Linked DNA regions of Mus musculus: regions 1, 2, 3, 5 and 6 are each linked to region 4. A link is a loop called in an ENCODE intact Hi-C map of the cell type or tissue named here. Cell type or tissue: heart. All regions are shown on one strand. Region 1 holds the start of Med11 (mediator complex subunit 11). Region 2 holds the start of Vmo1 (vitelline membrane outer layer 1 homolog (chicken)). Region 3 holds the start of Pelp1 (proline, glutamic acid and leucine rich protein 1). Region 4 overlaps Mink1 (misshapen-like kinase 1 (zebrafish)). Region 5 holds the start of Arrb2 (arrestin, beta 2). Region 6 holds the start of Pld2 (phospholipase D2).

Region 1 (4,000 bases), 150 kb after region 4:
TACAACTAATAATATATGAATAGCCCCTCTGCCCTTAGCCTTCCCCCACGTCTAATAAAATGTAACACTCAAATACGTGGTTCAAAAGTGCAGTCCCAAGGTACAGTGCCTGCTTAGCATGTGTAAAGTTCTAGGTTCAACCCTCCCACTACCAGATCAATTTTAAAAAGTGTCTGCTTTTTGCATAGTGTAACAATAAACTGGACAAATTCTGTTTTTAACTGTAATACTAAAGATTACTTTTAGACCAATTGGCTGAGGGCTGGAGAGATAAGTCAACAGGTTTCAGATATTGTTCAAGACTCTAAAGGACTCACATGGTGGCCCACAACCATCCGCAACTCCGGTTCCTGGGGACTTGACAACCCCCTCTGACCTCCACAGACACCATTTATATACGTGGTACACATATACATACAATAACAAAACCATTGTTCATACACATAAAATAAATCTTGGCAAATGTTTTTTTAGAATTAGTGACTTCTGCAGACTCTGGGTCTTTGTCCCTTCAGAACTGCTGATGGTGCCCCCTGGCCATAAGTCTCTCTTGAGACTCCATCAGCTGTTCTCCAACCCCACACTGAAGCCTGGGCTTTCTCACTCCCCTCCTCACAGCCGCCACGCTGATGCTATATAGACTGGGCTGATGCTGTGTAGACAGGACTCGAGTCCTCAGTCTCTTGGAGCCTCATACATATGAGAGAGAGAGCGAGAGAGAGACTCTTAGCTTTATAAAAAAATACAGCTTTTATTATTAAAACACTTAGTTCCTGTTTTGTTTCTTCCAATGAGGAACATAACTTCCCCTTTTGAAGGAGGGTCCCTCTATGTACTTAGCCCAGGTTGGTCTCAAACTACAGCAATCTTCCCACCTCTACTTCCCAAGTACCGGGCCTACAGGTGTGAGCCACTGTGTGTGCTTATAAGAACACATTTATTTTTATTGGGCCAAGTCTTCTGAAACTCCAGGGCAGGGTGCACATGAGGAAGTGGGTTGGGAGTTGACCTCTGACCTCTGTCTGATCTTGCATAGTGGAAAACAGGGCCGTCTTGCTGGAAGAGTCAGAAGAGATGTGTGTACACTGGGGCTTTGGATTCTTCAGTTCTCCTTTCTGCCTTGTGGTCCTCGTCTGCCCTGACCAGTAGGGCACGTGTATGATGCACTGCTCCCCATCCTACGGTCTCTGGTGCAGGGCACACTCTGGATCATCCGAACTCAGTTCTCCAGCATCTGCTCACAGGTTCTCGCCACATCACTAATCTTGAGGCGGGCGTAGTCTACTCGCTTTAGAGCCATTTGACAGTCCTTCCTGGAAGAGTAGCTGGAGCCCTCATGCGGCTGCCCTGTGGCCACCTACAAGTCAGATCAATCAATGGGGTACTGCCTCTCTTTACCACCCACAACCGGGCAGTATTATTTCTCTGGTCTCACATCTTTCCCAAGTTTGATCTACATTAGTTGACTGGTAACTCAGTGTTCTAAGGCAACAACAACAACAACAAAAAAAAAAAAAAAAGAAAAAGCTTAACCACTGTGTGAACCTCATCTATGAAATAGGGACCACAGCGAATACTTCCTAGAGTTTTAGGATATGCCCAGCACACCACAGATGTCAGTAAACAGTAGCAGCTGGAGTAAAGACTCTGGAAGCCTCTTAGCGATGTCTGTCTTCTTAGTCCCCAAGCAAATATGGCCTCACAAGTTTCTGGGAACAACGTTCGGTAGCTTCAGTATTTATTTATTTATTTATTTTTATTTATTTATTTCAGTACCTGGGCCTCTTTATGGTAGGTAAGTGCTCTAACACAGAGCTCCAACTCTCTTTCTGACCTACTGGGTCTGAATTGCCCAGACAAGTTTTGAACTTGTGATCTTCCAGCCTCAGGCACTTAAGTAGCTCAGAATACCGGCCTGTGCCAGCTGGTATGCCTAGGGTATTGTTTATACACCCTAGACATTTTTAATCCTTTCCTTTTAGAGGACTAAACCAGCCCTGAAATGAAAGTACCTATCGCGTAAGAGGCAGTCTTACCTAGCTAAAGCTCAGGGAATCCCCAAGGCTAGGGCGTTGGTTCAGAGCTGGGGTCCCCGCCCAGCACCTTCTAGACACACCCACCTGAGTGAGGTAGCGGATTTGAGCGGATAGCTCTGCCTCCACGTGCTGCACAGAAGTGGTGAAGGCTGCCGCCTGCCGGTCGAGGAGCCGCTCGTTAGTCTTTTCCTTGGACAGTTCCAGGATCGCCGTTCCTGCCAGGGCGGGGAGAGGGCGATGTCAGACCCAGGCTTCAGACTCAGCCCCGCCCTAAGGCTAGCATTCAGGTCCCGCCCCAACTGCACGCAGAGTCCCGGGCTGGTCTTCACCCCTTGCCGTCTGCCCCTCGCTTCCCGAACCTGCGTTCTGGAGGATGGCGCCGATTTCACGCTCGATATCCTCCAGGGCGCGCAGCCGCTCGTTCGCCAGACTGTAGGTAGCCATCGTTCCAGTGGAAAGCCCCACAGGCCGTCTTTTGCGAGGTGTGGCGCCACAGCCCGGAAATGCCTGTTAATGTGCGCCTGCGCAGAGGCCACTGCAGCGAACACTACAATTCCCAGGATGCTCAGCGCGGCCTCGCCCTTCCGAGTCTACCTGGTCTAGTCTGACTGCCAGGGCGCTAATGCCAGGCCAGACAGGGGTGGAAAGAGGCGGTTATTGACTTGTTTTCTGACAGGATCTCAGTTTAGACCAAGTTGGCCTGGAACTCATAGAGATCCTCTGGTGTAATAGGTCTGTCAAAAATGAAGATAGTTTAAAGAGATACTTGTATCTCTTCAGTCTTGACTATCAGAACTTGTCTTCCAGAAAGAGATTTTACACAGTTCTAACAACTTGTCAGACCACTTTACAGGATGAGACTGAAGCCCAGATAATGAATAGTCAGTGATGGGTGTGACCACACACCTTGACTGAGGGTGGGGGTGCGGGTGGGGGTGGGGTACTTAGATGTGCACAACCTTGCTCTATTTAAACTTTGATGTTGCGTTAGCACCCTGAAGACTGACTTGAGGGGGCTTGCCGGATCTCTTTGTCACTCTTCCCAATGTGGCCACATTGGATACGTCTCCTTTTTTAACTTTCCATTTTTAATTGGCTTATTAAAGAAGGGTGGCCAGACATGACTTGGGCACTAGTCTTCCCCTCACCCCCTTCCCCACAAATTGAGTATCACTGCCTCTGCCTCCCTAAATACTGGGATTAAAGATATGAGCCACCACTGAAACAGCCCTGTGGCCCAAAGCCACTCAGACCTCTCTGATTTAGTTAACTGTCTGACTTACTGAATTTATAAGAATTTATTATTAAGCATTGGCCCTGGGCCAGGTGATGACAGTGGGAGTTCAAGTGGGTTCCTCCATACTGGGTAGTCATGGGCTCTTTGGTGGCCAACCTCTCCCAAGGAAAGCATGACATTCTCCGTGCCTAAGGCTTCTTCCTGATCCTGAGCCCAGCTCATTCTCATGTCCTGGTTCCTTCCCTCGACCTTTCTGTCTTTGATTATCAATTAGGTGTGCTAGGCTCTATGGATATAGAGATAAATGAAATGTTCTCTCACTCAATGGTGTTTGTTAGCTTATTTTATTTTATTTGGTTTTTTTGAGACAAGGTTTCTCTTTGTAGCCCTGGTTGTCTTGGAACTTGCTCTGTAGGTCAGGCTGTCCTCGAACTCACCAAGATCCGCCTGCCTCTGTCTCCTGAGTACTGGGATTAAAGGTGTGCATCACCACTGCCCACCAAGATTTATTTATTTAATTTGGTGAGTAAGGGTATTTTGTATCTGTATGTGTGTCTGTGAGTGATGTGCATGCATTGCTCATGGAGGTTAGAGAGGACATTGGATTGTTTAGAACTGGAGCTGTAGGCAGTTTTGAGGTACTGTGTGGTTGCTGGGAATTGAACAGGTTCCTCTGAAAGGGCAGCCATTGCTCTTAACCACTGAGCCATCTCTCCAGCCCTGGAAG
Region 2 (4,000 bases), 90 kb after region 4:
AGGGACACTCCAACTCTAGTGATAATGTTTAGGCCCAGCATCTGACATACCATTGTAGGTTTCCCTGTAATACAGACTCTAACAAGAAATGGCTATCCAGAACCCCTGTTAATCTTTATTCCAAGAAACTTAGAAAAGCACCCAAATCCACACATGGTGCGTGCCCAGGCAGACTTTGAGGAGTTTGTGCTCTGAGAACTAAAGTCCTAGGGAACCTGCCTAAAACAACAACAACAATGGGTGACCCCACCTGTGCTAAATATGCCCATGACAGGATCTGGCATTCTTTCCTTATTGAGGAGCAGAAAACCAGTGTGTAAGTGTTGACAGCACAAATACAGAGTCAGAAAACGAAGTAAACATTAAGCTTTTTAAAATAATAAAAATCAAATCAAGCCTTGTTCTGTGAACAACATTAAAAATCGTTTAAAAAATTTTTTTTAAAGTATAAAATGGGTTAGGGATATAGTTCAGTGGTAGTGTCTTCCTGGAATGTGCAAGACTCTAGGTGCAGTCCCCAGTACTGTGTGTGTGTGTGTGTGTCTGTGTGTCTGTGTGTCTGTGTGTCTGTGTGTGCACAGCTCAAGCTTCACTGGGGAGAGAGGAGAACCTTCTGGCTTCCTCACTGGAATGTGAGCTTTGGTGACAACAGGCACTCTGTACGTTGAAGACTGGATCCATGGCTTTCTGACTTTTTAAGGGGGCCAGGGAAGCACCTCTAGTGCTGGGTTGTAGACATCATCGACCCCCCCCCTTTCCCTTCCCCTTTTTATTTTTTATTTATTTTTTATTTTTTTTTTTAAAGATTTATTTATTTATTATATGTAAGTACACTGTAGCTGTCTTCAGACACTCCAGAAGAGGGCGTCAGATCTTGTTACAGATGGTTGTGAGCCACCATGTGGTTGCTGGGATTTGAACTCTGGACCTTCGGAAGAGCAGTCGGGTGCTCTTACCCACTGAGCCATCTCACCAGCCCCCCCCCCCCCTTTTTTATTTTTGAGACAGGATTTAAACTGTTCAGGTTGATTCGTTTTATTAATTTATTAATTTACTTGTTTGAGACAGTCTCTTTACATAGGCCTGGTTCATTTTATTTATTTACTTACTTGTTTGTTGAGACATATCCCCAACTATCCTGAAACTCACCACATAGATCTGGCTGGTCTCAGACTCACAGAGATCTGCCTACCTCTGCCTCCTGAGTGCTGGGATTAAAAGGCGTGCATTATCATGCCCTATATCCCAGGCTGGTTTTGAACTTTCTATCCTCCGACTCAGCTATTTGAGCCACTGTGATCACATATGGACTTGAGCCGCTAGGCCTGGCCAAGCACCTTACTTTTCTTGGTCATTTTCAGAAATTTAGAATATTTCTTAAATCAAATTGCCTTACAATAAATATGTGTTAAAAAACAGAGGAATGTGTCTGAGGTCAGCAGATCAGGGCTGGTGCCCCCTAACAAATCCAGCCAAGTTTTGTTTTCTTGTTTTGTGAATTAGGGGTCCATCTGCTGGTCATAGAAGGAAAGGCATTCTGGGAAAAGATTCTAGACCGTTAAGCAAGGCAAGATAAAGGGGATGTAGCACCAGAACTCAGGAGGCCAAGACAGAAGGGTCAAGGGTTCTAGGTCAGCCTTGGCTACATAGTGAATGGTGTTTCATCGTATCTTAAAGAATACAAGAAGCAGAGGAAGAGTAGCCTTATTTGTTCTTAGTTATCTCAGTCCCTGTCCATAAGGTCTTGGCGGTTAAGAGCATGGACTGCTCTTCCGAAGATCCTCAGTTCAAATCCCAGCATCCACATGGTGGCTCACAACCATCCGCAATGAGATCTAACGCCCTCTTTTGGTGCATCTGAAGACACAGCTACAGTGTACTTAGATATAATAATAAATAAATCTTTAAAAAGAAAAAGTGCCATAAGATATGGCTGCAGGCAAGCCTGCATTTTCTTAGTTAGCGATTGATGGGGGAGAGCCCAGTCTGTTGTGGGTGGTCCTGGGCTCTATAAAAAAGCAGGCTGAATAAGCCATGAGGAGCAAGCCAGTAAGCAGCACCCCTCCATGGCCTTTCATCAGCTTTTGCCTCCAGGTTCCTGCCATGCTAGAGTTCCTACAGTGGGAATGTAAGCCAAATAAACCCTTTCTTCCCCAGCTTGCTTTTGGTCATGGTGTTTCACTGTGGCAATAGAAACCCTAAGTAAGACTGCTAACGCCAGGCAGTGGTGTCTCATGCCTTTAATCCCAGCACTTAAGGAGGCAGAGGCAGGCAGATTTCTGAGTTCGAGGCCAGCCTGATCTACAGAGTAAGTTCCAGGACAGCCAGGGCTATACAGTGTCCCGACCCGAGGGACAGTCGAACAGGCACTTGAGAGGCACCTGGAAGAGAATGGGGGGACAAAGAGATACAAAGAACAAGACAAGCTGACAAATTTTTATTTTTCCCACACAGGTTATATACTCATAGGAGCAGGAAGGGGGTGAAGTGGGGTCGCTTTGTCTCTGAGTAGTGCACCTATTCCCAGGAACAGGATGTTGACTGGGTAAACAGTTCAGCAAGAAGATCAGAACAGAATGGGTTAATAGGCACCTATCCACAAGATTTATAGCTCTTTGTTTTCCACTGACTTCAGGATCTATGTCTATTTGTACTCAGCTGGGCTAGTACTTTCCCACAGAGGCCAAGACTTTGTGCCGGCAAGCACTTATGGCTGACAAGGCAGTTAACATTCAAACAGGGTCGCTCCCAACAATACAGAGAAACTCTATCTTGATAAAACAAAACAAAACAAAACAAAACGACTGCCACATACAGTATTTCAGGACAACCTGGGTTCCAGAGGAAGATCCTGTCTCTCTGGGTGTATCTGGTGTCCAAGATTCTCAAAGAATCAGAGCCACAGCCTTAAGAAGACCTTTTCCCAGCCCTTATCCTTCCCAGCCGTGATCTATGTTAACAGTATTCTTTTCTACATCCTGTAGGGTTGTCTCTCATCCTCACACTGTCTCCTGCCTAATCCTATCCCTGGCAAATTTTCCTAGAATCACTGCAGTCTCCAGCCTTGGCTTCCATTGCCAGTGCTGGGATTTCCCTCAGTTTACTGGGGTAGGGGTGGGGGTGGCAAGTTACTTACAGCTCTCTCATCTACTAACTAGGAAATATAATTTCTATCTTCTACAATCATTGCGGTGATTACATGAAATATACCTGGAGCTAGTGTTAAGTATTCAGTAGGCCCTAATTTAAACTCAGTGGCTTCTACTGCCCTCCCTTCCCTAACTCCTGGGGGCCGCAAATCTTCAGGGTTCCTGGACTGGAGCAGATTAGTTTTGAATGTCACTTAATCCTGGTCATTCTTCCGCAATCTGAGCCATGAAAGGACAGGGCTGGTAGAGAGCTGCAACCTGAATCTTGATAGGGCCAGGACTGATATAAATCCATCTAAGTGACCAGATTCATAGGTCATGCAGGATGGAGTTGCAGGCTGGAGCCAGGCTGTTACTGCTGCTGGGGGTGATGTGCTATGGACATGCACAGATTCAAGTTCACGTAGAACCACGCTATGCATCGATCGTTGACGTGACCAACGGTGGTACCTGGGGTGATTGGGCCTGGCCTGAGATGTGTCCTGATGGATACTTTGCCAGTGGGTTCTCTGTCAAGGTGAAGGTTCAGACCTGGGTCTTAGAAAGGGCAAAGATGTGCCAGATTGCAGAGCTGAACGTGAGAAGGAGAATCCTCTCAGTGGACCTCACTTCTGCTTCCCTCCTGACCTAGGTGGAGCCCCCTCAAGGCATTCCTGGAGATGACACAGCTCTGAATGGGATCCGGCTACACTGCACTCGAGGGAACTCACAGAAAAACACCCACGTCGTGGAGTCCCAGTCCGGAAGGTGAGATTAGGGACCAAAGACCCAACGGGGTAGAAAGCATTTATCTAGTGTTTGTAAAGCTCTGGGTTCACTCCTGAATGGGAAGGACACTCTCCTAGGACAAA
Region 3 (4,000 bases), 200 kb after region 4:
TTGGAGCAGGCGGAGAGCTGGGTGTGGTGGTGGTGGTGATGAATCTTTTAATACCAGTACCCAACAAGCAGAAGCAGGGAGATTGTGTTAATCCCAGTAAACGAGAACAAAGATCATTACCCAAATTCTTTTAGTTGAGTTAAGCAAGCTCATATTAGCCCCACAAACTGCAAGGATAGGAGATTTTTCCAAGAGTTTTTGGTTATGTAGGAACTTGCCAGACCATTTCAAAATTATTTGGCAGAACATCTCATCAGGGTGGAGATTAGGGTATAGGGTGTGGAACATGTCAAATTTCAGAAAATAGGTCACGGCATGGTCAAACCCAAGTCTCATAGAAGACAGGATGAGCTTAGTTTGACCTTGTAATAAGATGGCTTTCAATCTTAAGATGGAGTCAGGCTGGTTCATCATTTGCTGCAAGCTTGAGGTCAGCCTGGCCTACATAGAGAGACCTTGTCTCAAAGTACCTCCAAAATAAAATCTCCTTTCTCCATGCCTCTGTCTCTGTCTCTCTCTGTCTGTCTCTGTCTCTGTCTCTGTCTCTCTCTCTCTCTCACACACACACACACACACACACACACACACAATTGAAATGGAAGAAAAAGTCAAAAATAAGGACCAGGATTTAGCTCACTTGGTCAAATGCCTACGGAGCATGCATAAGGCCCTGGGTTCCAGCCCTAGCACAGAGGGAACTGGGTGTGGTGGCACAGGCCTGGGATCCCAGTGCTTGGGAGGGAGAGCTAGGAGAGTCAGAAATTTGATGCCATCCTTAATTTTTATTTATTTATTTATTTATTTATTTGTTTATTTATTATATGTAAGTACACTGTAGCTATCTTCAGACACTCTAGAAGAGGGAGTCAGATCTCATTACAGATGGTTGTGAGCCACCATATGGTTGCTGGGACTTGAACTCAGGACCTTTGGAAGTGCAGTCAGTGCTCTTAACCACTGAGCCATATCCCCAGACCCCATCCTTAATTTCATAGGAAGTTACCTTCAAGGGGAGGTTACCTTGACTTTAAAAGTGTGTGTATGTGTATGTGTGTGTGTGTGTGTGTGTGTGTGTGTGTGTGTGATAGAGATTGGAAGAAAAACTTTTCTAAGAATGGCAACAAGCCTGTCGGCAAAATTGGAAGTCTGTGCAAAGGCCTTGGAATTGATGTTGCTGGAGGATAGAAAGAAGGCTAGTTTAGTCCAAGACTAGGAGAAGAAACAAAACAAAACAAAACCTCAAACATCTCTCCACCCCTAAAACAAAACAACAAAAGACCAGAGGAAGAAAGAAGTGCTTGTACAGCCTGAGGTCAGGTGGTATAGATTCTAGTCTGTGTAGGGAAATATTCTTATCTTTTTTTGTTTGTTTTTTTGAGACAGGGTTTCTCTGTGTAGCCCTGGCTGTCCTGGAGCTCACTTTGTAGACCAGGCTGGCCTTGAACTCAGAAATCTGCCTGCGTCTGCCTCCCAATATGCTGGGATTAAAGGCGTGTGCCACCACCACCCAGTTAATATTCTTATCTCTAGAAGCTACAGAAGGACTCTAAACTGGGAAGGACAAGCTTTCTTGGCTCCAATCTGTAATGTCAGCATTTGAACTTGTGAGCCTGAGGCAGGAATATTGCCACATCATGTCTGAGGCCAGCCTGTTAAAAAGCAAAAACAACAAAACAAAGAACTGGCTTATATCAGAAAAGCCCAATTCGGCTTTTGTGTGGTGTACAGACTGCAGAGGGAGGAAATAAGGCAATGCTGAGGCCTTTGAAAGTGATAGGTTAGCCGGGCGTGGTGGCGCACGCCTTTAATCCCAGCACTAGGGAGGCAGAGGCAGGTGGATTTCTGAGTTGGAGGTCAGCCTGGTCTACAAAGTGATTTCCAGAACAGCCAGGGCCCTGTCTCAAAAAACAAAACAACTGTGTATAGTAATGTAAATACACAAATGACTGTGGGTGTGTCTTGGGGACAGAGTGACACCTCTGCTACTTTGTGGCATGTGCACTGTTTGAGCTTGTTTTTCCATTGTTGGAAAAGCAGTTTAGAACGTTCCAGATTTCAGACTTGGGGTTGGCTCCTTAGATAGGATTACTAAGCCCAGGGAGAAGGTGACCAGAAGCCACGCTGGACTGAGATCTTTCAGACTCCCGCGCCTTTCCTGCAGACCACGTGTCCGGCCTGCGCAGCAACGCCTCCGCCCCGCCCTACAGCGCTCAGCCCGGGTTAGCAGTTTGCAAGCCGCCCCAACGCTGGCGCTCGCCCACATTGCGCATGCCCCCTCCTGCCGCAGGGCGCCAGCCCTCATTCATCCAGCCCAGCAGGCCGCAGCCCCCTCCTCAAGACCCCTCCCCGAGCGGCGTGCGTCGCACTTATGTTTGCGTCATCACGCCACGCCATTGCTCGAGCCTGTGAAGATGGCGGCGGCCGTTCTTAGTGGGGCCTCTGCGGGCTCCCCAGCTGGGGCTCCTGGCGGGCCCGGGGGTCTCTCTGCGGTGGGATCCGGCCCGCGTCTGCGTCTGCTGCTGTTAGAGAGCATTTCCGGGTTGTTACAGCCGCGAACGGCGTCCCCCGTGGCCCCTGTGCATCCCCCAATCCAGTGGGCCCCGCATTTGCCCGGGCTCATGTGCTTATTGAGGCTGCATGGGACGGCAGGTGGGGCGCAGGTAAGTCTGTGGCTCCCGCGGTCACCGTGGAAAGGCTGGTGAGGCGGCTGGGCACCGTGGTCCCGCCTTCCTGAAGCTGACACTGGAGCTGTGAGCTCGAGGAGAGCCGAGAGTGGAGAATAGAGCCACTTAACCATTGAGGACGCGATCCACAGACTTCATTACCTGCGCGTTCCCCAGAGCAGTATTAGGCCCCTTTTCTGTTAGGTCATTGATAAGCACAAAGCAATGAAGGGGCTCGGTTCCATCCCAGGTCCCCTGACTAGTTCAGTCCTCAGCGAAACTTCTTTTGGCGGCGTTTTCCCAGGGTAATTGAACACAAACATTTACTAGCTCTCAGCCAAGGGCCTACCCCTTCCTACTCGGCGCTCCAATTCCAGTCATAGTGGCGATGAGCAAAATGCCATAACACGAAACTAAATCTGGTATGAGTTTCCTAAACCGGTGTAGAGAGAGTATTTAGAGATTTCTCCAAAAGACCTGGAGTTTAAGATGAACAGGGGTTAGGTAGTGAAAGAAAATTAGAAGGGGTAGTTGAAACGTTAGAGGAACACTCGTGTAGGACGGGTTGGAAAATGAGGGCAATGTTTGGGTTCGGGGTTTAGGTGGTTAAAGAGAGTGGGTAGAGTTGAGGCTGGTGAGGTAGGCGGTAGACAATATGTTGTCTACCTGGTTAGGAGCCTGTGCACAAAATATTCACATGCGTTCAGTTCCTACAAGCTAGAAACCCAAGTGCCATCCTCGATATGTGGTTTCTTACACACTTCCATAAGCAGTCTGTGAAGTTCTGCCTTTTTTTTTTTTTTTTTTTTTTTCTTATGGAGGCAAAGTCTCACTATGTGGCTCTGGCTGGTCTGGAACTATGTAGACCAGGCTGGCCTAGAACTCCCCGAGATCCAGCTGCCTGTGGCTGGGCATCCGCCATCTTGTTCAGCTGTATGTGTGTTTATGTTAGTGGTTATGGGCCAAGGGTAGCAACGGTGCACACATCAAAGTCATAGGAACGTTTAGGTCCTAAGGTTCCTGTGTCAAGACAAGGTCTCTTGCCAGTGGTGGACTGTCTAGCCCGAGTGTTTATGTTGATGCTCTTTGGTTTTACCTTGTGTTTCTCAGTAGGGGACGCTGCGATTATAGATGCTTATACTACTATGGCTGGCTTTCGGATGGGCTCTGGAAGGCAGGATTGGGTGGCTTATATTCATTGTACTCCTCAGACAGTTGGGAATACTACAGTTAAATCTGCCCTCCTAATGGTCTTTTGTTTGTTTTGTGTGTTTTAGAAATCTCTCTGATTTTTTTTCAGTGACCTGAGTTTTTGTTGTGATGCACTTTTACTTCAG
Region 4 (4,000 bases):
CTGGGAAGGCAGCCAGGTTTCGAGTCGGCTGGTCCTGCAGGGACTGGGATCGGGGTACAGGTGCTGCATATGGCTTCAGTGGGACCCGGTGTGCCACCAGGCTCTGCAGGGGAAGACCAGAAAGGGTGGAATGCCTGCTTTGTAACACATCCTGCAAACTGGGCGCTGGGCTGAGAAAAGTCCCCTCTCCCATCAAAGATGGGGATTCTAAGGCTGGAGAAGTACACTATGCAGGGGATGTGCCCTGTAGTGCGCAGAAGACACCAGTGAGCACAAACATGTACTCATGGCCGTAAGCAAAGCCACCCACGTCTGTGTTGGGACAGGAATGGGGACAGACTCACCTTGTGCGGTCCTTCCTGGGGCTCCACAGGCCTCTGCATAGGAGGAGTCTGGGAAAGAGGTCCTGGGGGGCTAGGAGAGGCCTGGGAGATGGGGGGCTCTGGCCCCGCACTGCTTGGCTTCGCCTTCGCCAAGGGAGAGTTCTGCTGCTTGTTCATCCGTGCTCTCTCTTCCACCTGTGATTCAAGTGGGACATCAGGAGGCAGGCCACTGAGCAGGGCGTCAGCAGGCCAATTGGTTCCTCACTTCCTTCACACACTCCAGCCCCACATCCTCAGCTCCTTCCCCTCCTCAGTGCTTGTTACAACATCCCAGCCCTGGGGCAGCGAGACTGGTAGGACGGGGGTCTTAGGGGACAAAGGAGACAGCATACCTCGCGGGCCCATGCTGGCTTGTCAGCAGGATTAATGCCCCGACCGTAATGATACAGGGGCTTCCTGTCTCCAGGCAGGATCTGCTGCTGCTGCTGCTGCTGCTTCTGGAGCTGCTGCTGCTGCTGCTGCTGCTGCAGGGACTTGAGGTAGGCGTGCTCCTGCTGCAGCTGTCTCTGCAGCCGCTCTGACTGCCGCTGCTCCTCCAGCTGCTTCCGCTTGTATTCCTGGGCCCAACGGTAGGGAGAGAGGGCTCAGCAGAGTGTGGCCGTGTAAGTTAGAGCAGGCGTTCCTTGCCTTTCCTCTACTGCCTAGACAGGAGCCGCTTCCCTGGTCTTGGGAAGCCCCTTTCCCTGATGTGTTCCCATCCCAGTGTAGGAAAGCAGTTCAGGATGGCATTTTCCCGAGGACACTGAGGGACCCCGTTACCAGCAGCAAGGCCTGTTCCTGGAGCAGCTGTTGCTGAAGGATCTCGAGCTGTCGCTGCTCCTCCTCTAGCCTGTGACGGATATATTCCTGGGGGGTGGGGGTGGGCGGGGCAGGGAGGGAGGGAGGGAGGGAGGCGGCAGGAGGGTGGCAGCAGCGGCGAAGGAAGGGATCAGCAGGGTGAGGATGAGGGGGACAGGGTTAGATGAGCCCCAGGGGGCAATGCGGCACAGATGGGAGTAAGAGGACACAGGGGATGAGGAGGAATCAGGTGGGAACATGAAGGATAGTGCCCCAGGGCAGAGACAAGGATGGGCAGAGATGGGGAATGAAGGCACGGAGACAGGAGGGCAGGGAGCAGGGTGGGGTTGAAGGGTAGGAGAAAACAGAGAAAGAGTGAAGCTAGAAAAGATAGGAGGAATCTAGGGGCAGGGGAGCGAAAGGGCCAGGGCACCGGGAGCAGGAAGGCAGGCAGCAGGAGCAGGGCAGGGCAGGGCAGGGCAGGGCAGGGCAGGTGTGGAGGCGGGTGTGTGTGCGTGCGCACTGGCACCAATACCTGTTCCCGCTCTGCTTGCCGCCTCTCTTCCTCTCGTCGTAGGGCTTGCATGTCTTCCAATCGCCGCTGCTGCTCCTTCTCTTGTAGCTTACGCTGTTCTCGCTCTCGCCGCTGTTGCTGTAGACCAAGGAGTAGTATGTCTTACAGATTGGATCGGATTGGGTCGGATCGGATCGGAACAGATGCTAGTACAGCGCAGCCTTGGAAGGACTGCCCTTCATGGAGAGCAGGGCAGGTGTGTTAGAGACGGGGGAGAGAAAGGCATATATCCCCAGCCCTGAACCAGAGCTGAGCCCTGGGCCCCAAGAGCTCAGTTTGAGATGTTTGAAGTAGCTATGCACATTGGGCTAGACAGAAACCGCTGCCCTCGGAGTGGGTGAACGATATGCCATTTTCCTCTTCCCATAGCACTTGTTAGTTCCATGGCAACTTGACATAAGCCAGAGTGATTGTAGAAGAGGGAACCTTAATTGAGAAAAATGTCTCCATGAGATTAGTGGCGCATTTTCGTGACTGGTGACCGACACGGGAGTGGCCAGCCCACTGTAGGCTGTCCCACCCTTGGACTGGTGGTCCTGGGTGCTAGAAGGAAAACAGGCCAAGCAAGCCATGAGGAGCCATGTTCCTCCAAGTTGCACTTGGTCATGTGCATTATCGTAGCAGTTGAAAGCCTAAGACTGCCACCAAACAAACATGCTAACATGTTATGATCCTTGCATCGCAAGCCTTTGTGCCTTGAACACTAAGAGATGGACGTTAGTGTCAACCTTTGGCCAACAGGGGGCACCAAGTGCCCGTGCACAGAAAAGCAACCTTTGGCTTTGGTAGCCCAGGATGTACAGGACATGCTTTCTGGCCAGTGTCTGCTCCAATTCCGAGGCAAGGTCTGTCTCACTCTGCTCTTCCTCCTGCCCTGGCCAACAGCCAGTGTCTTGTCAACACACAGGATGGGGACCCACCTCCTCCACACGTCGCCGCTCCTCCTTCTGCTCCTCTATGCGACGCTGCCGCTGGTGCAGCAGGTGTTTGATGTGTGCCTCCGGGTCCCGCTGCTGCTGTTGCTGCAGCTGCTGCTGCTGCTTTAAAGCCTCAGAGTTGCTCTTATTCTCCTGCTGGAGTCTGAGGAATTCTCTGCGCAGTGTGGACTCACCGGGCACATTCATGATGGAGCTGGGTGAGCAGAACAAATGCACACTGAAGTCCAAGCACACTGGTGGTCCTCACCCCGGGCAGCCCGCTGAGCGGACGCCTCCAACCCTACCAGCCATCCCATCCTGCCAACGGCCAGGAAATCTGTCTTCTGTTTTGTCCCTCTTCCCTGTTTTGAGACAGGGCCTGAATTAGGTAGTCCAGACTGATCTGGAACTTGCTTGCCGGCTTCGGGTCCCCAAGTGCAAGGACTGGGTAAGCATCTTCACCTTGGCATCTCTGGTCTGGGAGGTTAAAGATTCCAGACCACACCTCTGTCAGCCCTAAGACCCCGTCCTCGCCCCGGTTCATCTGCTTCACTCTCTGTCCTGCGCTGCGCTGCACTGTGCTGTGTTGTGTTGCAGTTACATCATTTATTGTGTATGCTCGTGCATGCTTGTCAGTGGTGCATGTGCGCATGTCTGAGTGCACCACAGCAAGCCAGTGGAGGTCAGAGGACAACTTGGAAGAATTCTCTCCTTTCAGCACGTGGGTCCTGGGAACTAAACTCGAGCCACCAAGCTTGGGCAGGTGCCTTTGCCAACTCACCAGCCTGGAGACTCAGTGTATACAAGTTTCTATCACTATCACTAGAGACTCAGTGCATACAAGTTTCTATCACTATGTGCCATTACCCGAGAGTCCCCAAAGCCCAGCAAGGATCACTGCTGTTCTTCCAGACAACAGAGACTCCAACCTCTCAGCTCTACTTGCCAAACCCACCTTGGCTCGCCTTCCTCTCCATGGCTGTCGTCTTCCTCCTCACTGCCGCTGTACTCATACTCTGTCTCCTCTGCAAAGGAGACCATGGATACTTTTCCACTCACTGCCTCAGCCTCCAGCCTGGGTAGGGAGACCTCAGCTGGGAATGTCTACGTGCACAGCCCGACCCTGGAGCTGCAAGTCTAAGGAAAGGGTTCCTTGGGCAGGGAGACTGGGGTACAGGAGGGCAAAGCAAGTCCAGAGATCTCACGGCTAGAGAGGGGAAAGGGCAGAGGCCACACCCACACCCCGCTGCCCACCATCCACTGACCTTTCTCACCCCGCTTCTTCCGCGAGCGGTCGATGTGGTCCTTGAGCTGGATGCGGACCTGCCGCTCCGTGGGCTGGTCTCGGA
Region 5 (4,000 bases), 170 kb after region 4:
CTCAGATATTGGTCTTCTTAATGCTGAGATGCCTACTTTCTCATACTCTAAGGGCAGTGGGAGTGGTGGGGTTGATCCCATGTTTTGCAGAAGTCACTGCTCATAATCAGGCCCTTATTCTTGGTCCTCTCCGGCTTGAGGCACATAGCCCCTACCTATTCTTTAGCTCTTGCTCCTTTGGAACTCAAGCATTCACCCCATGTCCTCTTGGGGGTGTTGGGTCACAACAGGAAGTGGATTTTGCTATAGACCAAAAAAGAGAACTCTGGTATCAGTGGAAGGAAGGAGCTTCGATTGCACAGAGAACATCCGGGGAGAGGATGTGTGTCCAGGGGAGATACTACCTCTCCCCTCCACCCCCAGGAGAGGAATACAGTCCAATTTCAGCGAGGGTCCCTACACACTCTTCTCTCTCAAGAAGAAGCTGTTGCTCCTAGCAACCTAGAAGGCAGAAGTTTGGTAGCAGAGCTATCGGGCCCTTGGGACAGGTGGGAGCAATCAGACTGTGGGGTATTGGGCAGGAGGCTTTCCATTGGTTGGGCACGAGTCTAGGGGAATCCCTTCCCAGCATCCAGTCTCCCAGCACACAACCCCTCGGGGCCGGCCACCTGCTCCTCCTTCCTCCGCCCTTGCATCACAGCCTGCACAGAGAACCCAGTAGTCCGACTCCTACATCTCTGCGAGAACCCAGGCGTGGGTTTCCCGATCCCCATCAGGTCTTGCTTTTTGCAGGAGCCCTAGCACGCACGCTCCACTCCAATATCTCAAGGACCAAGGCTTGCGGCCCCGGACCGCTACCCTCTAGGGACCCAGGCGTCCGGCCCCGGGGTTTCTTCCCCGGTGTCCTTGTCTGTGGATCAACCTGGCACACCCCACGAGCAGCCGCCCATGCCCCGCGGCACGGCCCCACCTCCCTTACCTGGTCCCGGGTTTTTCTCCCATGGTGCGCGCGCGCTCGCCGCCCTCCGCCCGCCGGGTTCGCGGCTCGCTCGCAGCCTCCTCGCCTGCTGCCAGGTCCCCGCTCCTCCCCGCGCCACTGCGCACGCGCGTCCTCACTCTTTCTCCTCCTTCCCCTCCCCTCGCGGTCTGGGTCTCGGGGAGCCGGGGCCAGCTGCGTCAGCCGGATCCCGCGCGCCGCGGCGCAGCCCGCCCTCCTCGAGCTGGCTCCGCCCCACGCCTCCGCCCTCCGTTTCCCTCGGGGAAGCCTCCCCGCGCCGTCCCTACTCCCGATCTCCCCGCCCCTCCTCAAGCTTTTAGAACTAGATTGGGCCCCTTTAAAAGCAGGCGGCCGCCTTCGAGGAGATTAGAAGCAGCTGATTGGCCGTTGGTATCCGTAGCCCTGCAGGGATACCTCCCCTTTGTTTGCTTTCACTGTAGTGGAGGAGGGACGGGATCGAGGGGGCGGTGGGAATGAGCTCAAGTGCTGTCTAGTTCTGAGGGCCAAGGGCTGCCCACGTGGATGCACCGTATCAGTTGCGTGATGATGCTTGCTTTGGGACGCGCTGCTCATCCCTGAGCTTGCAGCCTCGTTTGGCCTGCCTTTCCCGCGTTCTTGTGGTCTTCAGCTCCCCCTGGTGTATCGTCTTTGATTTTTTTTTTTTTTTTTTTTTTTTTTTTTTTTTTTGTGCAGGGTCAAACATTAAAACATTTTTCAGACCTTGTCATCTCGACTGTCTATCCTAGCTATCATTCACCCACTCCATCCATCTCTTATTTTCTTCATCCTTCCCTCCCTCTCCATTTCGTGTTAGTCATTGTGCCAAGCCATCGGGACCAAACATGAATTATCATGGCCTAACTTTCCTGGGATCTTTGAGACATAGGAACAGGTATTATATTATGCTCCCAGGAATGCTATAATAGAGGTATGACTCAGAACATCAAGCAACTAAAAGCCCAAAAGCCTTTGCTTGGCCAGCGTGGGGGAGGAGGGAGTGCAGTCACTCACTCCATTGGATGGGAAATTTGAGGACAGACATTCTGAAGGATGGGCAGAAGTGGGGAAAGGACATTCTTTATAGACGAGTGCTTGTGGGTTAGATGGCAGGAGGCAGAGAGCTGCAGACTGTGGAAGGAAGAGACTGCGGAAGGCTTTGTATAGCAGGTGAAAGAAAGAGCCTGAGGATCTGTAGTGTTTATCTAATTTAATGTAATGTAATTTTCTGCTAAGGCCTCACGCATGCTTGGTAAGGACTCACCACTAAGCTCTGTCTTTAATCGCAGCCCAGCAATGATTTGATTGGATTTTGTTTTTCACCAGAGGAATGTCGAGATGGGATTTCTCTTTTCCGGTAACACAGAGCATAGCAAGACCGCTAGAAGATAAGCTAGTCAAGGGAAAACGATGAACAGGGAGTGGAGGGGGAACAGAGGGGCCATATTAGAGGTTCGTTGCTGGGGCAACATTGACTGGGTTTGGCAGAGGGTGAAAAGGGTGACTGACAGAGACAGGTTTTTCTCCTCTTCGGTCTCTTCCTTCTACTCTTACCCATTTCCCCTCAGTGGAATACCTTCATGCCTCTCTCTCCACTTTTCTCCATTTGAAAAACAATGTACACGAGAAAAAAAAATCTCAGATCATCTTTAATTTTTAAACATAGACCTTGTTTAACACCTGCTTACCCCTCCCCCGTTCTATTGTCACATTTTAAGTCTGCTCTTTCATTGTTACAATGTGTTACACTTTATGTGTCTGAGTGCTAGCCTGCATGTAAGCATGGTCATCACCATTTGTGTGCACAGTGCCTATGGAGGTATCAGATCCCCTGGAACTAGAGTTACAGGCAGTTATAAACCTCCACGTGGGTGCTAGAAAGTGAACCCAGATCCTCTGTGAGAACAAAAAGTGCTCTTAACCACTGAGCCATCTCTTCAGCCCCAATATGATTCTTTGAGACAAGGTCTCACTCTATAGCCCTGGGTGGCCTGGAACTCACAGGGGTCCCCCTGCCTCTGCCTCCTGAAGCAACACAGTCAGCTTAAATGTACTCGAGTTCTTAACAGTAAGCTTTTTGACTCATGAATTTATTCAGATTTGACCCTTGCTAAAGATCATGTTCAGAGGTAAGGCAGTCTATAGCTAAAGTGGAATTTGGGGGCAAGGGTCGTAGTTTAGTTGTCAGGGTGCTCGCCTAGCAATCATAAAACCCTTGTGGGAAGCTAGAGAGATGGCTCAGTGATTAAGAGCACTGAATACTCTTCCAGAGGAGCCGGATTCAATTCCTAGTACCCACAGCTCACAGCTGTCTGTAACTCCAACATCTGACACCCTCACCCAGACACACACGCAGGGGAAACACCAGTGCACATAAAATTAAAAATAAAAACAAAAACCTCATATTGGATCTCTGGCAAAACTGGGTGTGGTGGTGAGTGGGGGATCAAAAAGCCAAGGTCATACTCAGCCACATATCAAGTTTGAATTAGTTTGGGCTAATTGAGACTTTGTCTCAAACACACACACACACCAACAAAATATAATCAACAACAATATCAATAAAATAATGAGCTTTTGTCTACAGCAAGGAGAAAGACAATGGTCAGTACAGCATGAAATCTGTATAGCTTAGTGGGTAAATGCACTTAATGTCAACTCTAATGACCTGCTTGCGTTCAATCCCCAGGATTTACACGGTGGAAGGAGAGACCCAATCCCTATTCCCCACCCCCACCCTCACACACAAGTTGGTCTCTGACAGCCACACAGCCACACAAATGCCATGGCTTGAAGGCCCCTGTTACACAAACACACAATTAATACAAGTGCTACTTAAAAAATAAAGTTCAGGGAATGATGCCATCCATGGTGGAAGAGTCTTCACACCTCAATCAACCTAATACAACTATTCTTGCATAGGCAGACAATAGAAGATATGATTGTAGATCACTTCTCAGATGAGTAGATCTCATCAAATTGACAACTGAGATTAACCACCATATTGTTGTTGTTGTTGACTGTCCTGGAACTCACCCTGTAGACCAGGCTGGCCTTGAACTCAGA
Region 6 (4,000 bases), 66 kb after region 4:
GACCTTACCATGGCGTGGTAATTGCGATAGAAAGACATGGTCAGGAGGCGGTTGAGGTAATTTTCCAAGTATTTCTGAAGGGAGACGGAAAAGAAACAGATGTAGCCAGAACCTTTTGCATACTGCACACCTTGCTACAGGACCTGCTGCATACCTGTTTGCTGGCTGTGTGTCTGGCAGAGCCCTCAGAACCTCCTCGGGGTAGGGAGGGTATATCCTCGGCGGCTGCCTCTCGGGCTGGAGAATGGGTCACAGCAAAGCTACAGAGATGAGAGAAGACTCAAGAAGGAGCTGGAGACGGGGCCTTGGAGGAAGAAAGGCTAGCAGAAGAAAGAAAGAAAGAAGAAAGGCAGAAGAAAGAAAGGGTCTCTGTCCTGGGAATGGAGACAACTGGGAGGAGGGGGTTGCTAAGGACAATTCTGGGCATCCAGCCTGGCTAAAATATTGGCACAGTACTATGGAGGAGATCCAAGCAGGGAAAGTTTCCTGGGAACCAGGGACAAGGGAGGGGGCACGGCACAGAGCTGAGGAAGGAAAATGCCCAGGGGATAAGAGTCAGACAGACAGGAGTGAGTGAGGCTGCCATGGGGTGAGAAGTACCTGCCTTTCACGGGAAGCAACCGAGTTCTACTCACCGAGCCAAAGGGAGCAGACTCATCAAGACTTTGTGTCTCTGGAGGTCCCGATGCAGCTCCTGAAAGTGTCGGAACTTCTTCTTGGTTGTCCAGGTAAAGTCACCATGCGTCAAGCGAACAGAATATAGAGTACAGGTTCCCACCTGGGGATATGAAAATCTAAAATATGTCTTCTGGCCCAACCCAGGCCTCCACTTGGGCCAGGACTCCCTCTCTCGCCTTCCCTGGTATCCGCTGGTGACTGACCTTGGATCCGCTGGTGTATCTTTCGGTGCCCACCACCTGGGCTATAACAGGGACCCCAGGGGCGAACACCAAGGGGTGTGCTTTCAGAGGCTGAAGGTCATAGATGGCCAGATAGGGATGCATTCGATCAGCTGGGAGGGGAAAAAAGCAAAACAAAAACAAAACAACCCAAGGGTGTAAAGATCTCAGGAGGCCTCAGATCCCTATCTCCCCTCTCTGGGAGCCATCTCCCTCTATACCTGGATCCTCTCCTTCCCTCAGAGTGTCAACCTCATCTGGCTCCATGTGCAACTGGCTGGAGTTCAGATAGTCCCCATAGGGAAAGAGGTTCTTCTGGGTTACAGTCATCCTAGGAATATGAGGAAGCCTCAGGAAGGGACTCGCCCTACAGAAACACCCCTTCCCCATCCAACGCCCCCGGTCGGTCCTCTCCCGTCTTACTCAGTGACTCTCAACGTCTAGGGTTGTAGACCGACGCCCCTCTAACACCCACCCCTGCAACCTCCATTCCCTCCCCCAGCCTTCAACCAGAGCCTCTCAGCCCCGCTTCTCATTCCAAATTCAGGTCCAAAAAAGCACCTAGCTAAGGTGGGATGGCCTCGAACTGGGGCGAGGTTAAGTCCAAGGGAGGAGCCCTGGTGACAGCGAGGCTCGAAGTCAGGTCAGACTGGCTGGAAGCAAGGGTCCGGGCGGGAATGAGGAAGTTGCGCGCTCCCCGCCCAGGAGAGAGATCCCGAAATCTGGACGAGCGGCTGAGTCAGAAGGCCGTTGCAGCTCCAGCCCGACAGCGTCCCCGCCCGGTTCCCGGGGCTCCGGACCTCAGCCGCGCCACGTCCCGGGCCCCCGCACCCTGGATGCGGACCCCGGCGCCCGTGCGGGTTCGCAAGCAGGCAGAACTCAGCCAGGAGCCTACACCCCAGAGGGCCGGGGCGGGGCCGGGGTTCAGAGCCTGCCCTCGGGGGGCGGGAAGGCCCCCAGGGCTCACCTCCACGACTGTCGCGTCGACTGGGTCCCGCCCCCGCCGTCCTCTGCCCGCCCTGCGTTAGAGACGCCCGGGCCCGGGCCGCCCACTCCGGAGGCCGCCCACTCCCCAGGGCTGTCTTCTTCCTCCAGCTGCCCTCGGGGCACCTGCTGGCTATGTCCAGCACCCCCCAGTGTGCGATCCACGTAGTGCACATTCCTCTACTGCGCGCGCGCGCGCGCGCGGCCATTGGGTAGTCTGGTCCCCAGCACTGCCTGGAATCCGGGCAGAACGGCCTGGGTTGCGAGGACCTGCAGATGTCCCCTTGGTGGGCCCGGTACAGATAGCCTTTGTTGATGGAAGGTAATAAGAGCATAAAAAGCCGAGTGACTGCCAAGTTCGTTGCTGTATGAGAAATCGCATTCTTCATTCTTGAAACGCTCTTTTAACGCAGGAGTGATTAGCCCGACACTGAGCGACAATAACAGACCAATTTCGGAACCTGGAACCTAATCGCCTGTAAATTTCAGTCTGGAAAAAACTTTTTTTCCCCAGATCCTAAAGGCTGTCCTTTTTTTCCCTTCCAAATTTCCGCTGAATCATCATTTGAATTGTTTTAGGTTTTGTTCACTGGAAATGAACCTCCAATAAACATTTATGTGCCAGTCATTTTTGTGGACTTATTATTTTAATTCCTCTTCTGTAAACAACTAGAGTGGAACTACTGGGTCATATAAGTGTATGTTTAACTTACTGTTTGCTGTCGAGGTCTGGGCTTGGCAGTTTGTAGCTCAGCAGCACAGAGAATTGGAGAGAGTATTGTGAAGCTTGGGCATTGAGACCAGCTGAGGCTACACAGCAAAACACTGCTGAAAAAACAAACCCCGGGGCTGGAGAGATGGCTCTGTGCATGAGCTGAGGACCTGAGTCTGATTCCTAGCACCCACATGGCTGCTCACCAAGCAGTCCCCAGGGGATCTGATGTTCTCTTCTTGCCTCTGTGGCCACTGCACACACAAAACATTTATACACACAAAGCCAAAATAGAGAAAACAATTAAATACAAAAACTTTCCAAAATGGCTCTTCTATTTTATATTTCTAAAAACCAGTGTATGGTACTTCTGTTGTAGCTGCTCCATAGCACGGTGCACATTCAATTCCATAGATCCTTCCTGTTATCCATTAGAGTGGTCTGAAAGGTTTACCACTGCAGTCTTAATTGTACATCTCTGAATATTAACAGCGTTAACTGTATTTCCTATTGTCTTAGTTAGGGTTTTACTGCTGTGAACAGACACCATGAAAGGCAACCCTCATAAGGACAACATTTAATTGGGGCTGGCTTACAGGTTCTGAGGTTCATTATCATCAAGGCCGGATCATGGCAGCATCCCAGGCAGGCATGGTACAGGAGGAGCTGAGAGTTCTACATCTTCATCTGAAGGCTGCTAGCAGAATACTGGCTTCCAGGCAGCTAGGATGAGGGTCTTATAGCCCACACCCACAGTGACACACCTACTCCAACAGGGCCACACCTTCTAATAGTGACACTCCCAGGGCTGAGGATATACAAACCATTACACATATGCTTAAGTATCTTGATAAAGTATCTGTTCATCTTTTCCTAATTAAAAACCTTAATACATATGTGCATATCTATATATTAGATAGGATACCTCTATGTCAGTGGTTTTTCAGCCTGCAGATATCCTGCATATCAGATATTTACATTACAATTCATAACAGTAGCAAAATTACAGTTATAAAATATCAATGAAAATACTTTTATGGTTGGGGCTCACTACAACATGAGGAATTGTATTAAAGGGTCACAGCATTAGGAAGGTTGAGATCCACTGCCCTATGTAGTCCTGGCTGGTCTTGAAATCACTATATATAGATAAGGCTGGTCTCAAACTCACAAGAGATCTGCTGTCTTTTCCTCTAGACCCTACATACACACACAAAGTATTTTTTTAAGTTAAAAAAAAAATCCAGTTGGGCAGTAGTCATTCATGCCTTCAATCTCAGTATTTGGGAGGCAAAAGCAGGTGGATTTTTTTTTCTTTTTTGTTTTGTTTTGTTTCCTTTGTATGTGCATGAGTACTTTGCCTGCATGTGTGTATGTGTGCCATGTGCATGCCTAATACCTGTGG

What was found. A loop is a pair of places that touch in the nucleus more often than their neighbours do. Peaks named below come from ENCODE experiments on the same cell type or tissue, not always from the same donor. Only the 100,000 strongest peaks of a DNase experiment are listed, where the experiment ranks them.
Region 1: it touches region 4 in a loop (2.2-fold over the local background); 4 of 42 quality-filtered maps call a loop at or near these places.
Region 2: it touches region 4 in a loop (7-fold over the local background); 29 of 42 quality-filtered maps call a loop at or near these places.
Region 3: it touches region 4 in a loop (2.5-fold over the local background); 15 of 42 quality-filtered maps call a loop at or near these places.
Region 5: a loop joins it to region 4, with 2.3 times the contacts of the local background. A loop is called at or near these places in 16 of 42 quality-filtered maps.
Region 6: it touches region 4 in a loop (4-fold over the local background); 32 of 42 quality-filtered maps call a loop at or near these places.

What each region holds. Positions count from the first base shown.
Region 1 is chr11:70,450,459-70,454,458 of GRCm38, reverse strand. Med11 (mediator complex subunit 11) reads right to left here and starts at 2,541. Exons shown (of 3, transcript NM_025397.3): 1 at 2,396-2,541; 2 at 2,121-2,251; 3 at 727-1,357. The coding sequence starts at 2,480. The coding sequence ends at 1,220. It also overlaps a transcript of Cxcl16 not described here. In heart, a CTCF peak has its summit at 2,201; DNase peaks (open chromatin) are centred at 1,088 and 2,268; H3K4me3 peaks cover 1,679 bases; H3K27ac peaks cover 1,550 bases.
Region 2 is chr11:70,514,077-70,518,076 of GRCm38, reverse strand. It overlaps Vmo1 (vitelline membrane outer layer 1 homolog (chicken)), which reads left to right and starts at 3,461. Exons shown (of 3, transcript NM_001013607.1): 1 at 3,461-3,666; 2 at 3,781-3,896. The coding sequence starts at 3,475. In heart, a CTCF peak has its summit at 1,509 (motif pointing left); a DNase peak (open chromatin) is centred at 3,586; H3K27me3 peaks cover 327 bases.
Region 3 is chr11:70,408,424-70,412,423 of GRCm38, reverse strand. It overlaps Pelp1 (proline, glutamic acid and leucine rich protein 1), which reads left to right and starts at 2,393. Exons shown (of 17, transcript NM_029231.4): 1 at 2,393-2,660. The coding sequence starts at 2,412. In heart, no CTCF peak of the experiment used is centred here; a DNase peak (open chromatin) is centred at 2,313; H3K4me3 peaks cover 2,219 bases; H3K27ac peaks cover 1,660 bases.
Region 4 is chr11:70,603,860-70,607,859 of GRCm38, reverse strand. Mink1 (misshapen-like kinase 1 (zebrafish)) reads right to left here. Exons shown (of 33, transcript NM_001045964.1): 10 at 3,917-4,000; 11 at 3,607-3,676; 12 at 2,655-2,865; 13 at 1,696-1,812; 14 at 716-940; 15 at 345-518; 16 at 1-103. Among named protein-coding and RNA genes, the nearest start is that of Gm51905, 4.9 kb to the right of the region's middle. In heart, a CTCF peak has its summit at 2,473 (motif pointing right); a DNase peak (open chromatin) is centred at 2,539.
Region 5 is chr11:70,429,673-70,433,672 of GRCm38, reverse strand. Arrb2 (arrestin, beta 2) reads right to left here and starts at 1,093. Exons shown (of 15, transcript NM_145429.5): 1 at 920-1,093. The coding sequence starts at 942. In heart, a CTCF peak has its summit at 1,544 (motif pointing left); DNase peaks (open chromatin) are centred at 1,242 and 1,842; H3K4me3 peaks cover 2,023 bases; H3K27ac peaks cover 1,986 bases.
Region 6 is chr11:70,538,075-70,542,074 of GRCm38, reverse strand. Pld2 (phospholipase D2) reads right to left here and starts at 1,803. Exons shown (of 25, transcript NM_008876.3): 1 at 1,461-1,803; 2 at 1,121-1,230; 3 at 882-1,012; 4 at 636-778; 5 at 155-260; 6 at 9-74. The coding sequence starts at 1,229. In heart, a CTCF peak has its summit at 2,034; DNase peaks (open chromatin) are centred at 954 and 1,974; H3K4me3 peaks cover 2,066 bases; H3K27ac peaks cover 2,130 bases; H3K27me3 peaks cover 226 bases.